Regions from separate parts of the Homo sapiens genome. Here region 2 is linked to region 1. Evidence: chromatin contacts called from ENCODE Hi-C or POLR2A ChIA-PET data. All regions are on one chromosome and are shown on one strand. Each heading gives the region's core, a stretch centred on a gene start or an enhancer-like site at or near the end of the contact. The rest is flanking DNA. Distances are from core to core; before and after follow the strand shown. Region 1 holds the start of HPCAL4 (hippocalcin like 4). Region 2 holds the start of HEYL (hes related family bHLH transcription factor with YRPW motif like).

The links. Hi-C counts contacts between places; a loop is a spot of excess contacts on that map. ChIA-PET counts read pairs that join two places held with the same protein, here RNA polymerase II (POLR2A). Pooled maps may share reads with other maps.
Region 2: a loop to region 1 is called in a map with no recorded cell type, with 4 times the contacts of the local background. The contact joins the promoter of HEYL here to the promoter of HPCAL4 in region 1. A Hi-C loop is called at or near these places in 1 of 37 single-sample maps with no recorded cell type and 1 of 50 pooled maps. POLR2A ChIA-PET finds 5 or more read pairs at or near these places in 5 of 52 experiments (PC-9, T-cell, WTC11 and 1 more).

What each region holds. Positions count from the first base shown.
Region 1 is chr1:39,688,505-39,694,303 of GRCh38, reverse strand. HPCAL4 (hippocalcin like 4) reads left to right here and starts at 2,871. Exons shown (of 4, transcript NM_016257.4): 1 at 2,871-2,998. RefSeq lists an enhancer at 1,902-2,492 and silencers at 2,565-2,794, 3,015-3,094, 4,369-4,595.
Region 2 is chr1:39,636,018-39,641,816 of GRCh38, reverse strand. HEYL (hes related family bHLH transcription factor with YRPW motif like) reads left to right here and starts at 2,174. Exons shown (of 5, transcript NM_014571.4): 1 at 2,174-2,271. The coding sequence starts at 2,192. RefSeq lists silencers at 1,818-2,207, 2,328-2,397.

The DNA.
Region 1 (5,799 bases), core at 1,622-4,121:
ACAGAGGCAGGGTCCAATATCAGGGCCTCAAAGTTGAGTATGATGAACAGGTGAAGCTGGGTTATGACTGGCAGTTCAGGAATAGTCACATGGCCCCAAGATGATTCATGGGTGAGGCTGCATGGGTAGTCATGCCTGGAGGATAGGATGGCCAGGAGAAGCCACACTCTGGCCCCCTTGCAGTTCAGGAGGGCTGCTGCTTTTTTTTTTTTTTTTTTTTTTTTTTGTGTGTGTGTGTGTATATCACTCTGTTGCCCAGGCTGGAGTGCAGTGGCGTGATCTCAGCTCACCGCAACCTCTGCTTCCTGGGTTCAAGCGATTCTCCTGCCTCAGCCTCCTTATTTTTGTATTTTTGTATTTTGTATTTTTAGTGGAGGCAGGGTTTTGCCATGTTGGCCAGGCTGGTCTCAAACTCCTGACCTCAAGTGATCCACCCGCCTCAGCCTCCCAAAGTGCTAGGATTACAGGCATAAATCCTGGGTGTGAGCCCAGGAGGGCTTCTTGTTTTCACTACTTCTAGTTTACTGTACTGCTGGAATCCCATATCTTGTTCACCTGAGACAGAAGGGCTGCCCAGGAGGCTGGATTTTGCCTTTCTAATACCTTGGGGAATCAGAAACAAATATTCCAATCTAAGGTCCTTACCCTTAAGGACTTGAAGGACCATAAGAAGAGGCAGTATTGTGTACTGATTAGGAGTGTGGGCTCTGAGGCTAGACTGCTGGGGTTCAAATCCCAGCACTGGAGCTCTCTTTACTAGCAATGTGAACTTGGGTCAGTCACTTAACCGCTCTGTGCCTTGATTTCCTCATCTGTTAAGTAGGAGTAATAATAGAACCTGCCTCACAGAGCTCTTATGGGGAATAAATTGAGTAACTTATTCCCAATTTATATTATATGGTAACATATAATATGCTAGAATAGCACCTGACACAAAGTAAGCTCTCGATACACATTAGCTATTGTTAAGGGGCTCAGGACTCTTAAGTGGAGCAGTCAGATTCATGTCCACATACTTCTGTCCAAGGGACAGTCTTTCTTCACCCACCTGGTTGAAAATTTCCCCCTGCTCCTCTGGACCTCTTGAGCCAGCTCCCACATTTCACAGACTGGGAGGCCCAGAATGAGAAGGGTTTTGCCCACGGTCGTAAATGGAATCATTGGCAAAAATGAGACTCAATGTTAGCAATATGAACTTGGGTCAGTCAATGTTAGGGTTTCAGATACCACTTCTAGTAACCTGTGCTGCCTCTCCCCACTTCTTCACGCCTTGGATTATGGTTAACTGTGAGCAAGGGGGGTTCTCGCTCATCTCTGGGTCCCCAAGACCCAGAGCTGAGAAGGTATCAGAGAAGTGAAAGAGTTAGAGCTTCAAACACCTGTCTTTCATGAGTCACCAACCCATAGTGCCAAGGACGCGCCTTCTCCTACAGCTGCAGGTTCCTTGGAGCCCTCAGCCCCCGCTAAGGCCGCAGAGAGAAGGCATAGTCCGCAGCCTCGAAAATGGTAGAGCAAAACCGTTTCAAGGGGCAACGGGACAGGTCCTAAAGAAAAGGGACGTCCACGGGTTCCTCCCCCAGCGAGCCTGGCCCAGGCATTTCTGGGACCAGCTCCAGAAGCCTCGCCCCCACTCGCGGCAGGTCTGACCCCATCCTCCATCGCCCCGCCCAGCCCACCTCTACCTTCGCCGCGCGGACAGAAGCCCCGCCTCTCACCGCTGCTCTTCAGCGTCCGCGCTCCGATTAGGCCAATCCCCAGCCGTCCGCCCCGACTTTCGACAGATCCTTAGAAGTCCCTGCCCCGCACGTGGCCCAGCCCGGGGATGTCTGGCTCCCCTTTTGCCCCCAGTTTGGCTTAAAAGGGTTCCTTCCCACAGCCTTGTGTCAGGAGCTCTCAGACGCCAGTGCAGCCCAGGCGGCCGGCCCGGGCTGTGGGGAGACCCCCAAGTGCGGGGAGGAGGTGTTGCCGGGGCCCTGAAAGCTTCCAGACCCGCTCAGTGTAAACCGCCTCGGGTTTGTGTCAACATCCGAGGCCGGAGACTGGCGGCGGCTGGGGACCGGCTCCGTCTGCGGGACGGGAAAACGGGAGGGTGGGGAATGGAGGATCCATGGCTAGGCATAGGGGTCCTTCGGGGGAGAACGCGAGAGGCCTCTTGGGGGTCCATGAGAAAGGAGGAGGGCCCGTCTGGGGAGGGACCGGAATGAAGGGCCAGAGGGGTGGCTGGAGGGAACCCACGACTAGCGCGGGGCTAGGTAGAGGCTGGGACTTCGCCACCCATACCGCGCTCTCCGCGCGCAACCAGCACCCTCCTCTCTGCCCCACGGCGTGAGGGGAGTGGATGCGTGGGGAGGGGGGACGCAGAGATGTGGACTGCTGACCAGCCACCTCCTCCCTCTCCCACCCAGCTCCTCCCCAGCTCCTCTTTGGCCCCTCCCAATTTCGGGTGGGATATGGGTGTGGGGGGGGGTCTCATCTTGTGACTCATCCCCTCTTCCGCCCCCACCCATGCTGGGGCCCAGGAAAGGAAGCTTAGAGATTCGGCTGTGGTTCTCCCGTTTCCATAGCAACGGTGAGGTTGTTTTTGAGAATCCACTTTCATCGTCGACCCTTTCCACCCCAGACTTGTAAGCCGGGGGCTGAGCCTCAGGGCAGGGGTGCAGATGGGGGTGCAGCCCTCCCGCTTCCCGGCGACTCCGGGAAGGTCAGCGCGGGCAGGCGGGGCGCGCTCCTGCGGCCGGGCCTCGCCGGCCACCCGGTCCCCACCTGAAACCCCGCCTGCCACTCCGCTCCAGAGGAGCCAATAGCCGTGCAACCTGCCCGGGATGGGGCGGGGCTTATGCAAATAGTGTCGCCTTCGGGAGGCACATAGTGATACAAGAGCTGGAAGGCGGCTCCGGCGCAGACCTTGGAGAGCACAGCTGCCGGCCCGCGAGCCAGCCTCGGTTCCCGCGGCCCGCCGAGGCTCGGAGCCATCCAGCGACCCGGCGACCGGCCTCAGGTAATGCGAGTGGGACCGGGTCCTCAAGGCAACAAACCCACCGGGCGGAGGCCCTGGCCCCCTCCCCCTCCACTCTCCCTTCCCATCCTCATGTCCTGCCCTGATTCACCTCCCTGACCCGTGGTTCCGCCTTAGGCGGCAGCAACTGAAGAGCCCACCCCTGGGCAGGAGACCCCCCACCTCAGTCCAGGCCCATGGGTGCAGAGAAGGAGGCAGAGCCGCCTACTTATCCCCAGCTCAGGTGAGAACAACCATTGCTATGGCCCCCAACATACACGCGCGCAAACACACATACACACACAGATGCACACACACACATCTGGGGGTGTGGTGGCGCTGGTGCTAGCTGGAGGCGCTGGTCACCCTCCCTCCTGTTTGGATATGGGTTGTCTGCCCAGCACCATGGCAAACTCCCACCTCCACGGATAGCCCCTAGCCACTTCTCATCAGGGAGCCCCTGCCCCCAAAGACAGCCTCCCCCTCCACAGAGCGCTCCCTCCTTGTTGTCCCCAGACACTGTCCCCACATCCCACCCCTCAAGCTGACAGAGCCCACAGCATACCTGAGGGGGGGACAATCCCCCTTCCCCAGTTTTTCTCCTCACAGTCTCGACAGCCCTCCCCAGTGGCCCCCAGTGCTAGGCAGAGGCCCCATATTTGGCATCTCTCATCCTGGCGGGAGGATGAACCAAAGACACCACCCCCAGCAGACCACCCATACCGTCAGTCCAGTTGCTGCCAAGGCCCCAACCTCCATACCTCCTCCCTCCCCCCTCACAGCCAGGCACCAAATCCTCTCATTCTGCCTGTCAAATGTCTTTCTAATTTGTATGACTATTTGCTCCCTCTCTCCCACCTTCCTGCTGCTCCGTGGGGACCTTGCCAAGGTGCCATGTGGGCTGTATTGCTCTTGGCCCTAAAGTGAACTATACCTGGAGGGCAGATGAGCTGGGTTCAAATCTTGTACAGCCAAAGTTTGACTTTGGCCAAGTCACTCCCCTCTCTGATCCTTCATGAAAATGGGGAGAGGTATAACAGAGAGGGTAGACTGGGTGAGATGAACTTGAACAGCCTTCTGGCACTGAGACACTCTGGTTCTATGGCTGATTATGGAAAAACAGGATCCTGAACCAAGAGGACATTAAAGAGAGGAGACCTGAGGGGGGCGGGGTTGGTTTAGAACTCACTGAAGACACATTCCTTCTTAACCAGCCTAGGTACAGGCTACCTCCTCCCACACATTCTCCAGGCCCCTTCTATTAGGAGTCCCTCCTAGACCACCAGCCCATCCTGACATGGACAGCTCCAAATTGTAGGTGGCCAGCTGGGATTACTCTTTGTTTGTCATCCCCTGCCTCTCATTAAGAAGAAGAGGGAAAAGACCTGGTTGCTGCTGCTATTGCTGCTGCTTGGGGAAGAGCAAAGGGAGGAGAGGAAAGAGAGAAAAAATCTCCTGACCAGGGAGCTATTGTCACCATGGCAACCACCTCAGTACCAGCTCCTCTGAAGCTGGGTGAGGGTGTGGGATTATTGCCTCCTTCAGTCCCTCCCATTCAAAGCCTCAGCCACCTCTCCATTCAAAGCCCACAGCCCTTAGCCCTCTTGAAGAAACCTCTGGGCACACTGGGACAATGGTTTTGTGTATGGGACAGTCCCAGCTCCTTCATAGCTGGAGGACAGCCCTCAAGAGGTAAGCAGAGGAGCCTGCCCATGTTCAGCAGGGCCACAGCTCCAGCAGAGCATGTCCCCAGCTGGGTTCTGGCCTTCACTTTGCTGCTGATGGGCTATAGTTGACCTGGGGTGAACCCTTCCTTCCCCTAGGTCTGGGTTCCATTGTCTCTGAAGTGGGTGTGATAGCAGGAGAACACAGATAAACAAAACAGCCTGACATAGATCCAGGGAGGAAGAAGGGGGTTCTGCTCCTCTTACGTAATCCACCAAGAGACATTCATTGAACATCACTGTGTCCTAGGCATTGCCACTGCGTCTCCACAGAGCAGTTCTGTGCAGGCACAGAAGGCAGGGTGGGAACCAGGGTAGGGGAGCTATAAGAGAGAAAAAACCCCTGCTCTCATGGGTCCCAGACTCAGTGAGGACTAAGCACTCACTGGGAGAAGTGAGTGCATAGGGAAAAGCACTTTTATTTTCCCCATGGGAAAAATAAACTTTTCTCACGCTTCAACCTGCTCAAAAGTGGACTGGGGCATATTGGAGGGGATCAACTCCTTGCCATTGAGCAAAAAGGTCTGGAGGATTTTTTTTCTGACTCAGGCAGGGGTTTAATGCAAAGACCTGTCTCAAATCAGACTGCATCCTGGAATTCTACAGCACCAGGTGAGGGTCAGAGGGCTATGAAGTCTACACGCCTGTGGGGGACTGACTCATGCCCAAAGTGCTGAGCTTGGGCTGCTGACTCTCCACTGTCCAGACTGGAAAAGGCTGATCATAAGGAAGCAGGCTTCAACCAGGCCCTGAAGACTGATTATAGTCCAGGAGAGAAGAAAGGATATTAGGGGAGAGGAAAATAGCTTAGCAAAGAGGTGAGGCGTGTCTGGCTGTGAGAAGGCTGGCTTGAGAGGAGTATGCGGTGGTGAGTGAGCAATGAGAGCTGAGGCGAGATAGGTGGGCACTTTGAGACCAGATTCTAGAGGATTCTAGAGTTTCAGGGGGCCCATGGGCATGGCTACTTCTAGTCTATATTGTAACTTTCGGGGGGAAAAAGCCATTCCCTCCTAACAGAGGAATCAAAAGAAAGGCACTTCCTGCCAGGCAGGGAAGCCCCATGGGCATGAGCATAGCTTG
Region 2 (5,799 bases), core at 925-3,424, 52 kb after region 1:
ATTCAGGAGGCTGAGGTGGGAGGATCACTTGAGCCAAGGAGTTCAAGGTTTCAGTGAGCTACGATGGCACCACTACACTCTAGCCTGGTGACAGAGTGAATCCTTGTCTTTATTTTTAAAAGAAGGGGGAGTACTGTATAAAGTAATAAAGCCTAATGTTTTGGCTCTGGAACTGAACTGCCTTGTTGAATTCCAGCCCTTCCATTTATTGCCTGTTGGCCTTAGGTGGAGTTAGTCTACCTCTCAGCCTTTGTTTCTCACTTGTAAAGTGGGGATTATAATATTACTACTTTATAGGGTTGTCAAGGATTAAATGAGTTAATATTTACAAAAGACTTAGAATAGTTTCAGGTTTTATAATAAGGGCTCACCAAATGTTAAGTATTTAGCTAGGCCCCTGCTCTGTCTCCATCCACGTTTTCTGAATGATCCCATCTGCTCCCATAGCTTTAAATGCCATCAATTACCTAATGACGTCCAAATTTAATATCCAGCTGAGACCTCTGTTCTGAACTCCATACCCTCTATTTAACTGTGCACTGTATTTTGATGATCCAAGACATCTCACATGAAACGTCCATCACGGGGCCCTTGACCTTCCCCTGCAAATCTGCTCCTCTTCCAATCTTTGCTATCTCAGCCAATTACACAGGGCAGCTATCTGGGAGGCTTCCTTGACTTCCGCCTTTCCAGGGAATGCATAACACATTGTGCAACTTCTCTGTTAGTTGAGGTTTCCACTGACTGGCATGTGCCCACAGAAGTGATGTGAGTGCTGAGGGCATTTGGAATGAGAGTCCATAGTTGTGGCTGGGGCGACCACCAGGGCTTCCTGGTACTGATTGCTCACGACAGTTGCGCCTACCAGTATATATTTGTAAGTCTGTCCGTGTGTATGTGTTTGCATACCTGGCCAAATGGTTGTGTCTGTGGATGTGTGTGGACGGGGGCACAGGAACATTCTTTCCCATCAAGTAATCAAGTGTCCCCCAGCAAGCAGGCCTTGCTGTGGGGATGGAAGCACAGTTATTCTCAGATGACCAACCCGATTCTCCCACTTGAAGGGGTGGCTTCCCTCAGGTCCTGACCTGGTGGCGGGTAAAAAGGAAAAGACCTCTCATATCTAACCCAGCACACCAAGACCTCCTCTATCTCCTCTTCCCTGCCCAAGAAGTCCAGCTCCAGGATGCTCTCATGCAGCTTCCTTTGGAGCCTTAGGAGCTTCTCTGAGGTACTGGGCGCCTGAGGATGACCGGTGAATCTGAGAACTTCCCACAAGTCCCCCTAAGGACAGGGCAGCTAGAGCCCTCCCTGAGTGAACAGTTTGATGGGTTGCCAGAAGCAGAGGCCCCAGGAAGAGAGGCTGGAAGGTATCTTCCCTTTTCCTCTCCTTCTCCCACTTTGAGGCCCTGCCATAGCGTCTAGAAGGAGCCCTTTCCTGGCCTCCTGGCCGCCCAGGACAACTCGACCTCTGGTGAACTGGGAACTGATTCCCAGGGACAACCCACCACTGCCACCACGCCAGGCCTTTAGGGACCTCGGCCAGAGCCCAGCTTTCTCAGATGCGGTGGCCACAACTTCAGCCGTCCCTTTTGGGGGTGACTGCCACCTCTCAGAAGTGTAAGTGTCTTCCCCTTGCCCCCACCACACTATTCCACTTGCTTTGGGCCCCTATGGAGTTGCTGCTGGGGAATTCTTGCTGAGGATCAGGCCACAACCACCACGACTAACTTCGACAAACTTGATGTGTCTGCTGCCTCCAGAACACCAGGAGGCAGGAGCGCGCAGGGTTGACCCTTGCGGAATCCCGGGCATCGAAGCGGCGCCTCTACAGGCCAGCAGCGCCCAGGCGACCCAGGGACAGACGGGGACTCCTGGCTTCCCCGCGGGGCCTCCCAGGGCACCTGCCCAAGGCCACCCAGCGCGCGGCAGCCGAGACAGCGGAGCAGAGCCGGACCTCCCAGCCGTCGATGAAGGCGGCGACCGCCTAGGGCCTTCCCACGGCTCGGCGGCGCGTCACCGCGGGGGCGAGGGGGCGCCTGGGCGCCCGGAGCTGCGGCGCAGGAAAGGGCCCTGGGAAAGGGCGGTGGCGGCGCCCCCGAGGCGGGGCCGGGGCGGGGCCGGGGCGGGGCCTGACTTCCCGACTGGGAGCCTTAGCCGCGGGGCTGAGACCAGGCAGCCTGCGTTCGCCATGAAGCGACCCAAGGAGCCGAGCGGCTCCGACGGGGAGTCCGACGGACCCATCGACGTGGGCCAAGAGGGCCAGCTGAGGTAAGGGCCGGGATGCGGGGACCGAGCAGGCGGAGGGCGAGCGGGGTGGGGGTCGGCCCGACGGGCTCGCCGAGCAGGCGGGCCAGCCCTCCAGCACCGCCTGGGCAGAGGCAGGTGAGCGCGGGGGCCACAGGTGTCGGCGTAGGGGGCGTGTGCGGGCCGTGCCGTTACACGCACGAGTGCCTGGATCCTGCGCGCTCTCGGTCGTGCAGGGCTGGGGATGCTGGCAGGGAGGGAGAGTTCAGCTCGGGGGATCAGGTGGCTAGTGGGTTATCATCTATCTGTTGAAGTGGCCTAGGGGAGGCCATTGGCAGGTTTTCCCTGGAGATCTTAGAAAACTCTCATAGACTGATGGTACTCTGGCCCCTGTCTGGAATCTGCTGACGATGCAGAGTAACCCCATCCTTTCCCAATTTTACCCTAGTTTGGATGCAGTTTTCATGTAGTCCACAAATTATTTCAGGAAGAAGAAAATTTGTCCTCCTTTGAGCAAATTGGAGTTTGGATTTAGGGACTTAGTATTGAAGAAAATAATAAGCGACTTGCAAGGGCCTAGACTCTAATTCCAATGTTCCTCCTATCGTGCCCCCATACTGCCAGTGTCTTTCAGCTCCTGGTAGATAGTCTGACCTGCTTCAAACCTGTCGAACAAACTGCGCTTGTATAGTTCTGCTACCTCGCAGTTCTGTAAACTGTCTAAGCTTCAGTTTCCTTATCTGTTAAATGAGCATGAATAATAGAACCAACTTCATGGAAATATTGGGAAAACCAAATGAGGCAAAGTATGTCAAGGGCTTAGCACAGCACATGCCTAGGTACACACCATGTGATTCCCAGCACCCTGAAAGAGCTGCAGGGCTGACTGGGAGTCTGCAGACCTGGGTCCCAGCCCCAAATCTGCCACCAACTCACTATGTGGTCTTGGGCCATTGGTTTCCCTGACAGAGTCTGTCATCAGTTTCCCCATCAGTAAAACAAAGACAGCAGTGGAAAAGAAAGGGATATACTTCATCTCTCTTGGCTCATCTAGACTTGACTCTCTAGAACAGAATTGGAGGGGAATTCAGTTAATTCTTTCTTTCTTTCTTTTTGACATGGTCTCACTCTGTTGCCCATGCTGGAGTGCAGTGGCATGATCATAGCTCATGGCAACCTTGATCTCCTGGGCTTAAGTGATCCTCCTGCCTTGGCCTCCCAAAGTGTTGGGATTACAGACATAAGCCAGTGAGCCAGGCCCAGTTAATTCTTAGGGATGTTTTTGAGGACATTTTGTAATTTTAGTGCTCTCCAGTTTTCTGAGATCCAAGGATCCTGCCTCAGTCTCAAATCCCAGGAAAATGCCATAATAGATATTCCTCTTGCAGCCTGTACATTTGTTTTTAGGGAGTATAACACAACTCGCTATGCAACGTATTAGCCTTTCTTAATTGTTTAGCAGAAACTGCTATTTAGAAAAGCAGTTATCTTAGCCTGTGCCTGTTAAGGGCCAGGAAAGGGCACAGCACCACGTGGTGGTGGTGGAGCGGGGTCTCAAATTCAATGGCATTGGGTCTTCATAGATCAGAGGCACAAAATTGATGCCAGAGAACTAGGTTGATCAGAGCTGGCTTCTGTCCTCCACAAGTTTGCAGCCCAGTCAGTGACCTGCCAGGTCATAAAAACACCATGGACAGGATGGAAAGGAGACAGACTGTGGGCTGTGAGGGCACTTAAGCAAAGAGAGGTCACTCTTAATCAAAGATGGCAAGGAGGGCTTCTTGAAGATAGTAGCATCTGGGCAACTGCTTACATGAGGCATAAAGGATCAGTGGGCAGTTTTTTCCTATACATACAGCATTTCCTATATATACAGAGCCCATTTTTAGACACTGTTCTTAGAGGAGCAGACCCCTCTGAGGAGAGAAAGCAGCTGGACATCTGGCAGAGGCTGACTTATAGATGCCCCTTTGTAGCACTCACCAAAGGGCCCTTCCCCCAGCAGACATCAATGCTTCAATTCAGGGAGCACTGAACGATGCCTGCTGTGGCCCAGACCCTGGGCTGGGCATAGGGGGCCCAGATGTATCCTGCTCAGCCTCTGCCCTCAGGGAACTCTCAGGGAAGAAGAGCTTCATGTACAAAGAAAGCAGATAAACACTGACAAAGGCCGCAGGACGGAGGCAGCCAGCCTCTCGGGGTCAGGGGCAGGGCGCAAAACCCCCACACTCAGAAACGTGAGAGTAAAGAGCAGGGTGTGTTCCACCATCACTGTGGCATCTGCCTGGTGGCAGTCCTGCCACATCTGTGAAACTCACCCACAGAGCTCTCATCTCAACCTGGCCCCATGACGCAGGATGAGTCCAAACTGAGAGTACAGCCTCTCCTCTCCCTCTGCAAACATCTAATGAGCACCTGCCACATGTCAGACACTGGATCAGGGTCCTGTTCCTGCACAATATAAGGTGGTGGTCTTGGAGTCAGATAGACCTGAGTTTGAATTTTACCACCATTAACTTTGGCCAGTGACTTTTACCCCTTTCTGAACCTCAGTTTTCTCGCGTTCAAAATGGGAATACATTAGCACTCCTGCCTCGCAGGATAAGGTTTGATGAAGTAACATACATAAAGTTACATAGCTCCCTGCTTTGGCACAAAGTAACTTCCAATAAACGTTGCTGTCAAAGCGGTCACCATTCAGTTGGGGGGCAACATATTTATGAGACAGCATGGTCTAATGAAAAGACCGGAAGTGTGAAGACTGGACTTACTGGAGTGATTCTTAACTCCAGTGTCTCTGTCACTCCACCTGTAAAATGATTATTTTTCCTAAATGTGAAATGGCCCAAAAAATACTTCACTTACAGTGCTATTGTGCAATAAATTAGACAAATGGATGTGGAAGTGCAGTATAGAACAAAAAGCACTGGCTCTGAGATCTACATGACGGGATGATGTATATATGGGGTGCACTGGCAAAAGCCCCAGATTAAAAGCCACTAGAGGCCGGGCACGGTGGCTCACGCCTGTAATCCCAGCACTTTGGGAGGCTGAGGTGGGTGGATCACGAGGTCAAGAGATCGAGACCATCCTGGCTAATATGGTGAAACCCCATCTCTACTAAAAATACAAAAAATTAGCTGGGCATGGTGACACGTGCCTGTAGTCCCAGTTACTTGGAAGGCTGAGACAGGAGAATCACTTGAACCTGGGAGGCGGAGGTTGCAGTGAGCTGAGATTGTGCCACTGCACTCCAGCCTGGGTGACAGAGTAAGACTCTGTCTCAAAAAAGAAAAGAAAAAAAAAAAAAAGCTACTAGAGTAGACCTGGCTGTAGTTCCGATTTTCCTCTAATTTGCTGTGTGGCCTGGGGAAGATCCCTTCCCCTCTGAGTTTCCTTATTTTACAAATGGACTCAGTTCTCTCTGAGATTCCTTCATTTGGGACATTGTGATTCTGCCTTTGGCTGACACAAAATGATTAGGGTCATCTGCAAGGGTTCCACGGGGGAGTTCCCAGGGGAAGTCAGCACTGAGGGTGGTCAGGACCACCT